Regions from separate parts of the Homo sapiens genome. Here region 1 is linked to region 2. Evidence: chromatin contacts called from ENCODE Hi-C or POLR2A ChIA-PET data. All regions are on one chromosome and are shown on one strand. Each heading gives the region's core, a stretch centred on a gene start or an enhancer-like site at or near the end of the contact. The rest is flanking DNA. Distances are from core to core; before and after follow the strand shown. Region 1 holds the start of GK3 (glycerol kinase 3). Region 2 has its middle 20 kb from the start of TMEM192.

What was found. A loop is a pair of places that touch in the nucleus more often than their neighbours do. ChIA-PET counts read pairs that join two places held with the same protein, here RNA polymerase II (POLR2A). Pooled maps may share reads with other maps.
Region 1: a map of PC-3 shows a loop between it and region 2 (3-fold over the local background). The contact joins the promoter of GK3 here to the enhancer-like site in region 2. A Hi-C loop is called at or near these places in 3 of 168 maps with a recorded cell type or tissue (MCF 10A, PC-3 and mammary epithelial cell), 2 of 37 single-sample maps with no recorded cell type and 9 of 50 pooled maps. POLR2A ChIA-PET finds 5 or more read pairs at or near these places in 4 of 52 experiments (GM12878, HepG2, MCF 10A and 1 more).

Annotation. Positions count from the first base shown.
Region 1 is chr4:165,278,369-165,283,371 of GRCh38, reverse strand. GK3 (glycerol kinase 3) reads left to right here and starts at 3,668. Exons shown (of 1, transcript NM_001395953.1): 1 at 3,668-5,003. The coding sequence starts at 3,727. The region is part of intron 5 of KLHL2 (kelch like family member 2); the gene reads right to left. RefSeq lists an enhancer at 2,784-3,285.
Region 2 is chr4:165,129,961-165,135,407 of GRCh38, reverse strand. No RefSeq gene overlaps it. Among named protein-coding and RNA genes, the nearest start is that of TMEM192, 20 kb to the right of the region's middle. Within about 2 kb of position 2,032, at least 2 of the 41 ENCODE cell types and tissues checked have a DNase peak (open chromatin) inside an H3K27ac peak, as active enhancers do.

The DNA of each region.
Region 1 (5,003 bases), core at 2,419-4,918, 150 kb before region 2:
ACTAACTTGCCTTTGATTTTACAGGCTCATAGGCGAAAGGGACTTGACTTGTCTGGGATGAGACTTTGGACTGTGCACCTCTGAGTTAATGCTGAAATAAGTTAAGACTTTGGGGGACTGTTGGGAAGGCATAATTGGTTTTGAAATGTGAGGATATGAGATTTGGGAGGGGCCAGAGGTGGAATGATATAGTTTGGTTCTGTGTCTCCACAAAATCTCATCTTGCAGCTCCCATAATTCCCATGTGTTGTGGGAGGGACCCAGTGGAAGACAACTGAATTATGGGGATGGGTCTTTCCCATGCTGTTCTCGTGATAGTGAATAGGTATCATGAGATCTGATGGTTTTAAAAATGGGAGCTTCCTTGTACAAGCTCTCTTTGCCTGCTGCCATCCACATAAGATATGACTTGCTCCTCCTTGCCTTTCACCATGATTGTGAGGTCTCCCCAGCCATGTGGAACTGTTAAGTCCAATAAACCTCTTTCTTTTGTAAATTGCCCAGTCTCGGATATGTCTTTATCAGCAGCATGGAAATGGACTAATACAAACACTTACTATTAGAAGTTCTTCTGTACGTTGCTCTAAAATCTTTTTCACTCTTATTTTGCAACACTGATAATTCTGCCACCACAATAAACTGAACAAGATTAATCTGTCTCTTATGAAATTCCTCAAAATCTTACAGAGAGCATTATATTTTCCCAAATTATCCTTCAATGGTCTGTACAGTCCTATGTCCTTCAACCACTGCTTGCACAACATGATTTGGGGTCTTCATCATCACCCTGACTATAAATTCAGGGCTCTAGTGCATCAGTCTTTCTCAAAACACTGAACCGAAAAATAAACTCAATTTCACAGCTATGGTCTGATCTGGACAGAACAGAACAGGATAATCACCTTACACCTTTCTGGACACGAATACATAATTGGTTCCCACTGAATATACCATCAACTAAAAGCCTAACATCTTTGCATCAGTTTGGTTAATATAAGCCTAACACAACACAGCCAAAGTGAAAAATTCTTCCGTTTCAGTGAATGAATTCTTTTTCATCCTACTGTATCTCAGTAAGGTACAGTAAAAATCAACAGTTACTGCACACTTGCTGTAAATATGCACACACTAAAATGTACCTACAAAGAATTTACCTAAAATGTAATGCTCAAAGGCAGGTCATCTCAGAGTTTAATCTGTTTCCTCTACTTATACTCAGAGTTAGTTCCCATATCTATGATCTTGCTTCATTCACCTCCCCTCTGTGTTCATTGCCCTAGTTCTAACGCTATTACCAACCTCAATTATTGCTTCCAAACCTATCACCCACATACTGACAGGTCATTTTGTTTATGGATCATAGCTTGTGACATTAGTAATTTACCTTCAGTAGTTCACCACTGGCCACTGAATAAAGCCCAACATAGTTATACTGACATTTAATCATCAGTTGCTTATCTCTAAACAAATACCATAACTGCAATAGGGCACAATTCCAAGTAGTAAAGACTATGCCATCAATATGCTATATACGTTAAACACATAAACTACACACACATAATATATAATATACATATGAATCCTTCCATATATGTATGTGGAATATACATTCCATTCCTTCTATAATGAACATATATGCTCATTACTCTCTAAAGCAATTGAACTTTTCTGTTTCCCTCTAGGAAATAAAATAAGCTAATCATGAAATGAAAGACAGTCCCTAGAATTTGCCATACCAGGTCAAGAGAGAGCATCAGGGCTGGGCACGGTGGCTCACGCCTGTAATCCTAGCACTTTGGGAGGCTGAGGCGGGTGGATCACGAGGTCAGGAGATCGAGACCATCCTGGCTAACACAGTGAACCCCTATCTCTACTAAAAATACAAAAAATTAGCCAGGCGAGGTGGCAGGCACCTGTAGTCCCAGCTACTAGGGAGGCTGAGGCAGGAGAATGGCGTGAACCCGGGAGGCAGTGCTCACAGTGAGCCGAGATCGCACCACTGCACTCCAGCCTGGGTGACAGAGCGAGACTCCATCTCAATAAAAAATGAAAAAAAAAAAAAGAGAGAGAGAGAGAGCATCAGGTTAGGACCCTCATCCCAAATAAGTGTAATAAAATCAACAATATAAGTCTCAAGTGTTATTTGTTCTGTTTTGTATCCTGTAATAAGGTACAAAGTACCCTTTGTATTTGATTTCTAAACACCAAGCACCTTTTTGAACAAAATTAAAATGCCATGATGGGTCTCCACAATTCCTCTATACTCAATGCAAAGTCCCATTTGAATAGTGAGGGCAAAAGTATGAATAACAATAGTCTCTGAGATCCACAAGCAGCTCATCCCTAACAGACAAAGTGTTTTTGGGAAAACAGAAATATCTCTGGTCTTCATTTTCCTAATTAATAAAATGAAAGTGTTAGACTAGATAACTGCTAAGATTTCCTATAACATTAATACTCTGTGATTCTTTGACTTTCAACACTATTAATCTTTAGGAGAAAAAAACCATGTATGTCTCCAGAAGTTCTATTAACATAAGGCAGTTTTAATGAAACCTGAAAACAGTTAACTCATGTAAGCTAGAAAAAATTCCTGTCAACAAGGCATAGCAGAGACTGCATGTAGTTTACTAAGGAATAAAGAGGACCATAATGAATGCATGAATATACAAATAATTAACTCTTTTAAGAAGCATCATTTGAGTTGGCATGACTTCAGCTAAAAAGTGCTGTGTATCAAGTGCTTTCACAGTTCTCCAAAGGAAGAATCTTCTGTATCAGTAAATTAACACTGCAATAGACCCTTGAATAATCAGCATCTATTCTTTGGCATGCATATCCCATGGCTAAGGCTAGCAATACGATTATTAAAACCACTCACTCAACACAATTTCTTTCAAGAGGGTGGCATTCAAATCATGAGCTTATTCTAACCGATGTTTATTCCAAGCAGTGATTCCTAGCCTAAATTACAGAAAGGTGGGCAAATGATTGAAGAAATTTTCTGTAGAAGAAACTGTTATAAAAACTGGTCTTACAGAGAATAATGCATATTCCAAATATACTTAATTAGGGTGTGAGTTTATTGTTACTGGACTATAAAGTTAGATTATAAGCAAGGGTTAAATTGTACTGAGCCTATTATCTATCACCCACAACAGTGTGGGCAATGCCAGGCACATAAAGAGGATAGCTTTGAAATGACTGACTACTGGGTCTAGGCTGAACGGCCAAGAGTTGGCTGGAAGAACAAGGGCCAAAGAGCACAGATTTATGAAGAAATACAAGAGAATGAGAAGGCACACATCTAGTCCGAACCAAGGTAGGGACCCCAGAGTTCTAAATACCAGAAAGGTCCAACAGACCCTGGAACTGCAGTCTAAGGTGATGAATGGGTTTGTGGGGGGAAGATGATAGTCACAGGGAGCTATGAAGGAGTCTCACGTGAGCCAACAGTATAGATTCTGAAGGCGTTTATGGCAGGAGAAACAAAATACGCAGGGAAAGATAATCTCAGTGTTAAAGACAGATGTATGCCTGGAGGCCAAGACAGAAAATGAGCTGCAGAGAGAACGCAGTAGCCTGCTAGCCAGCCAGTAAAGAAGTGAGGCTAGTTCAGCGGACTCGCGCGGCCTCGCTCTTTGGACTCGTCACCCTCCCCTCCCCCTCCCGCCGCCGTCACCCAGGAAACCGGCCGCAAACGCGGGCGGACCTGAAGCTGGTTTCATGGCAGCCTCAAAGAAGGCAGTTTTGGGGCCATTGGTGGGGGCAGTGGACCAAGGCACCAGTTCCACGCGCTTTTTGGTTTTCAATTCAAGAACAGCTGAACTACTTAGTCATCATCAAGTGGAAATAAAACAAGAGTTCCCAAGAGAAGGATGGGTGGAACAGGACCCTAAGGAAATTCTACATTCTGTCTATGAGTGTATAGAGAAAACATGTGAGAAACTTGGACAGCTCAATATTGGTATTTCCAACATAAAAGCTATTGGTGTCAGCAACCAGAGGGAAACCACCGTAGTCTGGGACAAGATAACTGGAGAGCCTCTCTACAATGCTGTGGTGTGGCTTGATCTAAGAACACAGTCTACCGTTGAGAGTCTTAGTAAAAGAATTCCAGGAAATAATAACTTTGTCAAGTCCAAGACAGGCCTTCCACTTAGCACTTACTTCAGTGCAGTGAAACTTCGCTGGCTCCTCGACAATGTGAGAAAAGTTCAAAAGGCCGTTGAAGAAAAACGAGCTCTTTTTGGGACTATTGATTCATGGCTTATTTGGAGTTTGACAGGAGGCGTCAATGGAGGTGTCCACTGTACAGATGTAACAAATGCAAGTAGGACTATGCTTTTCAACATTCATTCTTTGGAATGGGATAAACAACTCTGTGAATTTTTTGGAATTCCAATGGAAATTCTTCCACATGTTCGGAGTTCTTCTGAGATCTATGGCCTAATGAAAGCGGGGGCCTTGGAAGGTGTGCCAATATCTGGGTGTTTAGGGGACCAGTCTGCTGCACTGGTGGGACAAATGTGCTTCCAGATTGGACAAGCCAAAAATACGTATGGAACAGGATGTTTCTTACTATGTAATACAGGCCATAAGTGTGTATTTTCTGATCATGGCCTTCTCACCACAGTGGCTTACAAACTTGGCAGAGACAAACCGGTATATTACGCTTTGGAAGGTTCTGTAGCTATAGCTGGTGCTGTTATTCGCTGGCTAAGAGACAATCTTGGAATTATAAAGACCTCAGAAGAAATTGAAAAACTTGCTAAAGAAGTAGGTACTTCTTATGGCTGCTACTTCGTCCCAGCATTTTCGGGGTTATATGCACCTTATTGGGAGCCCAGCGCAAGAGGGATAATCTGTGGACTCACTCAATTCACGAATAAATGCCATATTGCTTTTGCTGCATTAGAAGCTGTTTGTTTCCAAACTCGAGAGATTTTGGATGCCATGAATCGAGACTGTGGAATTCCACTCAGTCATTTGCAGGTTGATGG
Region 2 (5,447 bases), core at 783-3,282:
TAGCTGGGATTACAGGTGCCCGCCATCATGGCCAGATAATTTTTTTGTATATGTAGTAGGATGGTGTTTCACCATGTTGGCCAGGCTGGTCTCGAACTCCTGACCTCAGGTGATCCACCCACCTTGGTCTCCCAAAGTGCTGGGATTACAGGCATGAGCCACCGTGCCTGGCCCATCTGATCGTTTCTAATGGTTTTAGTTGACATCTATAGGCTGATGCCTGCCTAACCTAAATCTCTAGCCCAGATCACTCTTCCTGAGCTCCAGAAGCATATATCCAATGGCTTACTATTCATCTCTTCTTGATTTTCTCACCAGTAACCAAATTCAACAGGTCCAAAACTGAAGTCATTTCCACCCTTCTCAAAACTATTCGTCTTCTTTTGATCTCTTTCTTCATGACTGACACCATCAATGGCTCCAGTCAGATACCTGAATATCCTTTTACCTCCCTTTTACCCATCCCTCCCCCATCCAACCAATGGTACTCATCCCAGTAGGTCAGCCACCACTGTCTCGCATTTGCACTTTGGCCATAGACTTCTATCTGATTTCCCTGAACACACTGTTGTATTTCCTGCCACACCCCACCCATAGCCTACTACCCCATGCACACACATGCAAAGTCTACTCATCAGAGTAAATCCAGAGAGATCTTTCTATATTAAATTTATTCACTTCAGGCCAGGTGTGGTGGCTCATGCCTGTAATTACAGCACTTTGGGAGGCTGAGGCAGAAGGATTACTTGAGGTCAGGAGTTCGAGACCAGTCTGGCCAACATGGCAAAACCCCGTCTCTACTAAAAATACAAAAATTAGCTGGACATGGTGGTGCATGCCTGTAATCCCAGTTACTTGGGAGGCTGAGGCAGGAGAAGCACTTGAACCTAGGGGGTGGAGGTTGCAGTGAGCTGAGATCACATCATTGCACTCCAGCCTGGGTGACAGAGAGCCAGACTCCAACTGAAAAAAAATAGAAATTAAAAATAAATAAATAAATAAATTCACTTCAGTGACTACCCATCACTTATAGGATAAAATCTCAGGTTACAACTTGACAAGGCCCTTCCTGACTACACACTTACCTCTCAAAATTCATTTCTTATCTCTCCTCAACCTTCCTTTCAAACCTTCCTCCTTCACTCCTTTTGTCTTGTTGCCTTCCTAGTTATACACAATCTCACTCACCCTGGCATGGAAATCAAACATGTATTTGTTGAAGTTAGACTAACTGACTGTTCTGTCACACACTTATATGTGAGACCTATGTAACTTCTCTGAGCCTCAGTTTCTTATCTGTAAAATAAGAATAGTAATAGCATCTACTTCATAAAGAATAAACTGAAATAGTCTGGGTGTGGTGTCTCACGCCTGCAATACCAGCACTTTGGGAGGCCGGGGTGGGTGGATCCCTTGAGGTCAGAAGTTTCAGACCAGACTGGACAACATGGTGAAACCCCATCTCTACTAAAAATACTAAACAAAGTTAACCGAGTGTGGTGGTGCGCACCTGTAATCCCAGTTACTTGGGTGGCTGAGGTATGGAAATCACTTGAACCTGGGAAGTGAAGGCTGCAGTGAGCCAAGATCGTGCCACTGCACTCCAGCCTGTGTGATGAAGTAAGAGTGAGACTCTGTTTCAAAAAAAAAAAAAAAAAAAAGCTAAAATGAGGTCTTTAGGGTGTGTCCTAACCCAATATAACTGGCATCCTTATAAGAAGAGAGTGTTTGTGCCCAGACATTTGCAAACACAGATCATGTGAAGACAGAAGACGCCATCTGTAAACCAAGAAAAGAATAAGAAGAAATCAACTCTGCCATCCCCTTGATCTCAAACTTCCAACTTTTAGAACTGTAGAAAAATCCATTTCTGTTGTGTAAGCCACCCAGTCTTTGGTAGTTTCTAATGGCAACCCTAGCAAATGAACATACCAATACACTAGAAGATGTCTAGCATGATGCCTCGCAAACAAGAGGAACTCAAAAATCCTTGATTCATGAAACTGAATCATCCCATGTTCCTCCAATACCATGAGGAAATGTCCTAACGAATTGGAGCAACACTAACTAACTAAGCCTTCCTTCCCCAACTAAAGATACTGCAGAAATGTGAGATTAAACCAAAATCTAAATATAGACACCATGTTTCAAATGCTTGCAAATCATTTCCCTTTCCTTCCCCTTTTAGAAACAGATGGCAGGAAATCTTAAAAGTTGTTTCATAAATAGCTGAAGCAAAATTAGAATATTTACAATACCTATATTCTAAGGGACTTTGTTTCTGGTTGATTTCATCACTGTTATTGAGTTAATAGGAGTAGGTACTTGAAAAGGTCATCTGAATTGCTAGGGATATCTGTAACCAGGCGTTAGATACCCTCAAGTTTGTCAGGTGCCCAAATTTAGCATGAAAATAGTGGAGGAGAAGGAAATATTCCGATAATCAGACAGACTCTCTTGAGGAAACAAGTTTCACTCCCTCCTTAACCTTCTGTTGATAGGCTGAAGAAAACCTAAAGCAGAGAACCAAATGAAATGATTCCTTCACAGTGTAGGTAGGAATTGAGCACAGAATTCTCAGATGTAGCAGTGAAAGGTAGCTCAGAAAATTATTTATTTTCCATATTGGCGAAGCTTAAAATGTTATAGTACTACAAAAACAAATAAAGCAATAACTTTCATTTCAAAAAAAAAAAGAGAAATTATTCTCCTATCTCTATTATGCTGTTATGTAAGCATGTAAAGGTCATTTAATCTCTTTCCTTGGAGCAAAAAACGAAACTCCCTAAAATCTGCAGACTCACTGAATATGATATCTGCTGAAAAATTAGATGAACTGACTCAAACTCTGCAATGAAACAGTTTTATTGTTGCCTCCCATTTAGTTTAAAATTTCCAGTGATCTAACATTTCTATAAAGGCAATATTAAAGGAAATGGTTTTAAAAAGCGTGAACATATAACATCAATTTTTTTGACAACACAGCAATCTTATTTGAGTTTCCCAATCTTGTAATTTTAAAATAATTTCAGAAAACAGAAAAACTATTTCCCACCAGAAACACCTGCTTTCTTGTTGTTGTTGTTGTTTTTGAAACAAAGTCTCACTCTGTTGCCCAGGCTGGAGTGCAATGGCACAATCTCAGCTCACTGCAACCTCCACCTCCCAGGTTCAGGCAATTCTCCTGCGTCAGCCTACCGAGTAGCTGGGATTACAGGCGCCCACCACCATGCCCGGCTAATTTTTGTATTTTTTGGCAGAGACGGGATTTCGCCATTTGGCCGGGCTGATCTCGAACTCCTGACCTCAAGTGATCCACCTGCCTTGGCCTCCCAAAGTGTTGGGATTACAGGCGTGAGCCATTGCTTAATGAGATAACCTTTATAAAGCAGCAGCATAATATCTGATATATGGTGGGCATGTAGGTATTTAATAAATATTAATATCCTTTCCCTGCTCTCCTTCTTGAGAAAGAGAAAATAAAGGCACCTAGAATGTCTCTTTTCAAATTCACAGTTAAAGAATTTTGGTTATGCAATGTGGCTTCATTCTCCTATTCCCTGCCTAAAGAGGACTGTATACAGGTATACAGCAAAAGCTTCATGTTGCACTCAAAGATCTGGCATTAGGGAGGAGAAGGAGGAGGAGGACGACGACGATGATGATGATAGTTGAGGTATATTAGTCGAGGTCTCATATTTTAAATTCAGTCTTTGGATGTTTAGATATATCAACCTCCTAGCACAATACCTGAAACATACTAAGTGCTATTCAAATAATACCTCACTTCGCTTCTTTCGTATCCGCTATAAAGCCTTTTCCAATATGTCACTAAAAGGAAACATGAACATCTATCTCCAAGTGTTTAGCCAGAAACACTAAATATTTGTCCTATTTGATGAGAAAAGGTGACAGTCTGCTGTCTCCCTCTGACAAATAGCTAAAGCAAAAAAAGAGAAACAGCGCTACCCAGTGGGAAGTCTGAGAACTGCACCTCTGAATGCAAACATGGTTTGGGGGACCTCACAATCAAGCTGTTCAGCTAGCATGAGGTAAGTCAGCTCCTAAGGCTTCTAGATAGTTTGCAGCCCCCAAAAGCATAGGGACGGGCATTGCATCCTGCCCAAACCTCATTGCTTACTCTAGGAAGCAGCTGCTAGAGTGGTGCAGGGGATGTGGTGTGGAGCAGAGGAGAAGGAAGGGGCAAAGAGATGGAGAAAGTTTCATGCCACAGAATACTTTCTCCTAGGGACATCTCTGAGCTTGCTTGAAATAAACATTTTGATAATCTACTTGGGGAAAAGGGTATAGGTCGTCCAGGGCCTGCTCAGGTAACAAAAGATAAGCATTAGCCAGACATGGTAGCACACGCCTGTATTCCCAACTACTCGGGAGGCTGAGGTGGGAAGATCGCTTGAACCCAGGAGTTCAAGACCACACTGGGCAACACAGTGAGACTCCCTATAAAAAATTTAAAAATCAGCCATGCATGGTGGTGCATGCCTGTAGTCCCAGCTACTCAGGAGACTGAGGTAGAAAGATGACTTGAGCCCAAGAAGTCAAGATTGCAGTGAGCCAAGATCACTGAAGTCTGGGCAACAGAGTGAGACACTCTCTGTCTCTCTCTCAGAAATAAAAAAAATTAATAAATAAAAAAAGTTAAGCCACCAGGAAAGGCCCAAGTTCTCAGAAAATCCTACAGAATCTACAAATACCTGGTGTAAACTGTTTCCTGTGGAAATTAGGGAAGGGAGAAGGGCGAGAAGATCACAGCTACCATCTTGGTTCCTTCTGAAAGCCTCACCTTCATAGCTGCCCCTCTCTTCCTGTCCTGTGAGGTGGCAGGTGACAGTAATGAGTGACACACTACTTCTTCAGGCTCTCTGACTAACCCCAGCTTCAACACTTCCCTGTTTCTATGTTCCATAACTATGTTATTGACCAAAGGCCCTCAAATTCAAGACATCTGACTGTCCAGAGGCACAGAAGCAGAGCTGTAAGACAGGTGTGAGAATTATCCTCCCAAAATTAGAAAAACAAAAAACTAAAAGAGAGAGGATTATCTTGGGGAAAAATGAATTGAAGCATCGTTATATGATTTGCCAAAACAACACTCTGAATTTAGCATTGGTGCCATCTGAGCCTCTGCCAAGGAAAAACATCTAATCAGAGCGATTGAGCAAGGTGCTTTTTGCCTGCTATGATGCTGCTGAACTTAATCAAAAAGCACTTATCAAGTATTTAATTACATGCAGTGCTGTGGTGGATACCCACAGAGAGAACTGTGTTTGCCCGACCTCTTCTCTTCTGTGGTTTACAATATGCAGAAGTGGGAGGGTTGGAGACAGGAAGGAAGGTAAAATTTCATGAGTTCCTAGAGTAAGGGATTTAATCCTTACCATCACCTTTTGAGATAAGTCTCATTTTGTCCATTGTACAGATAAGGA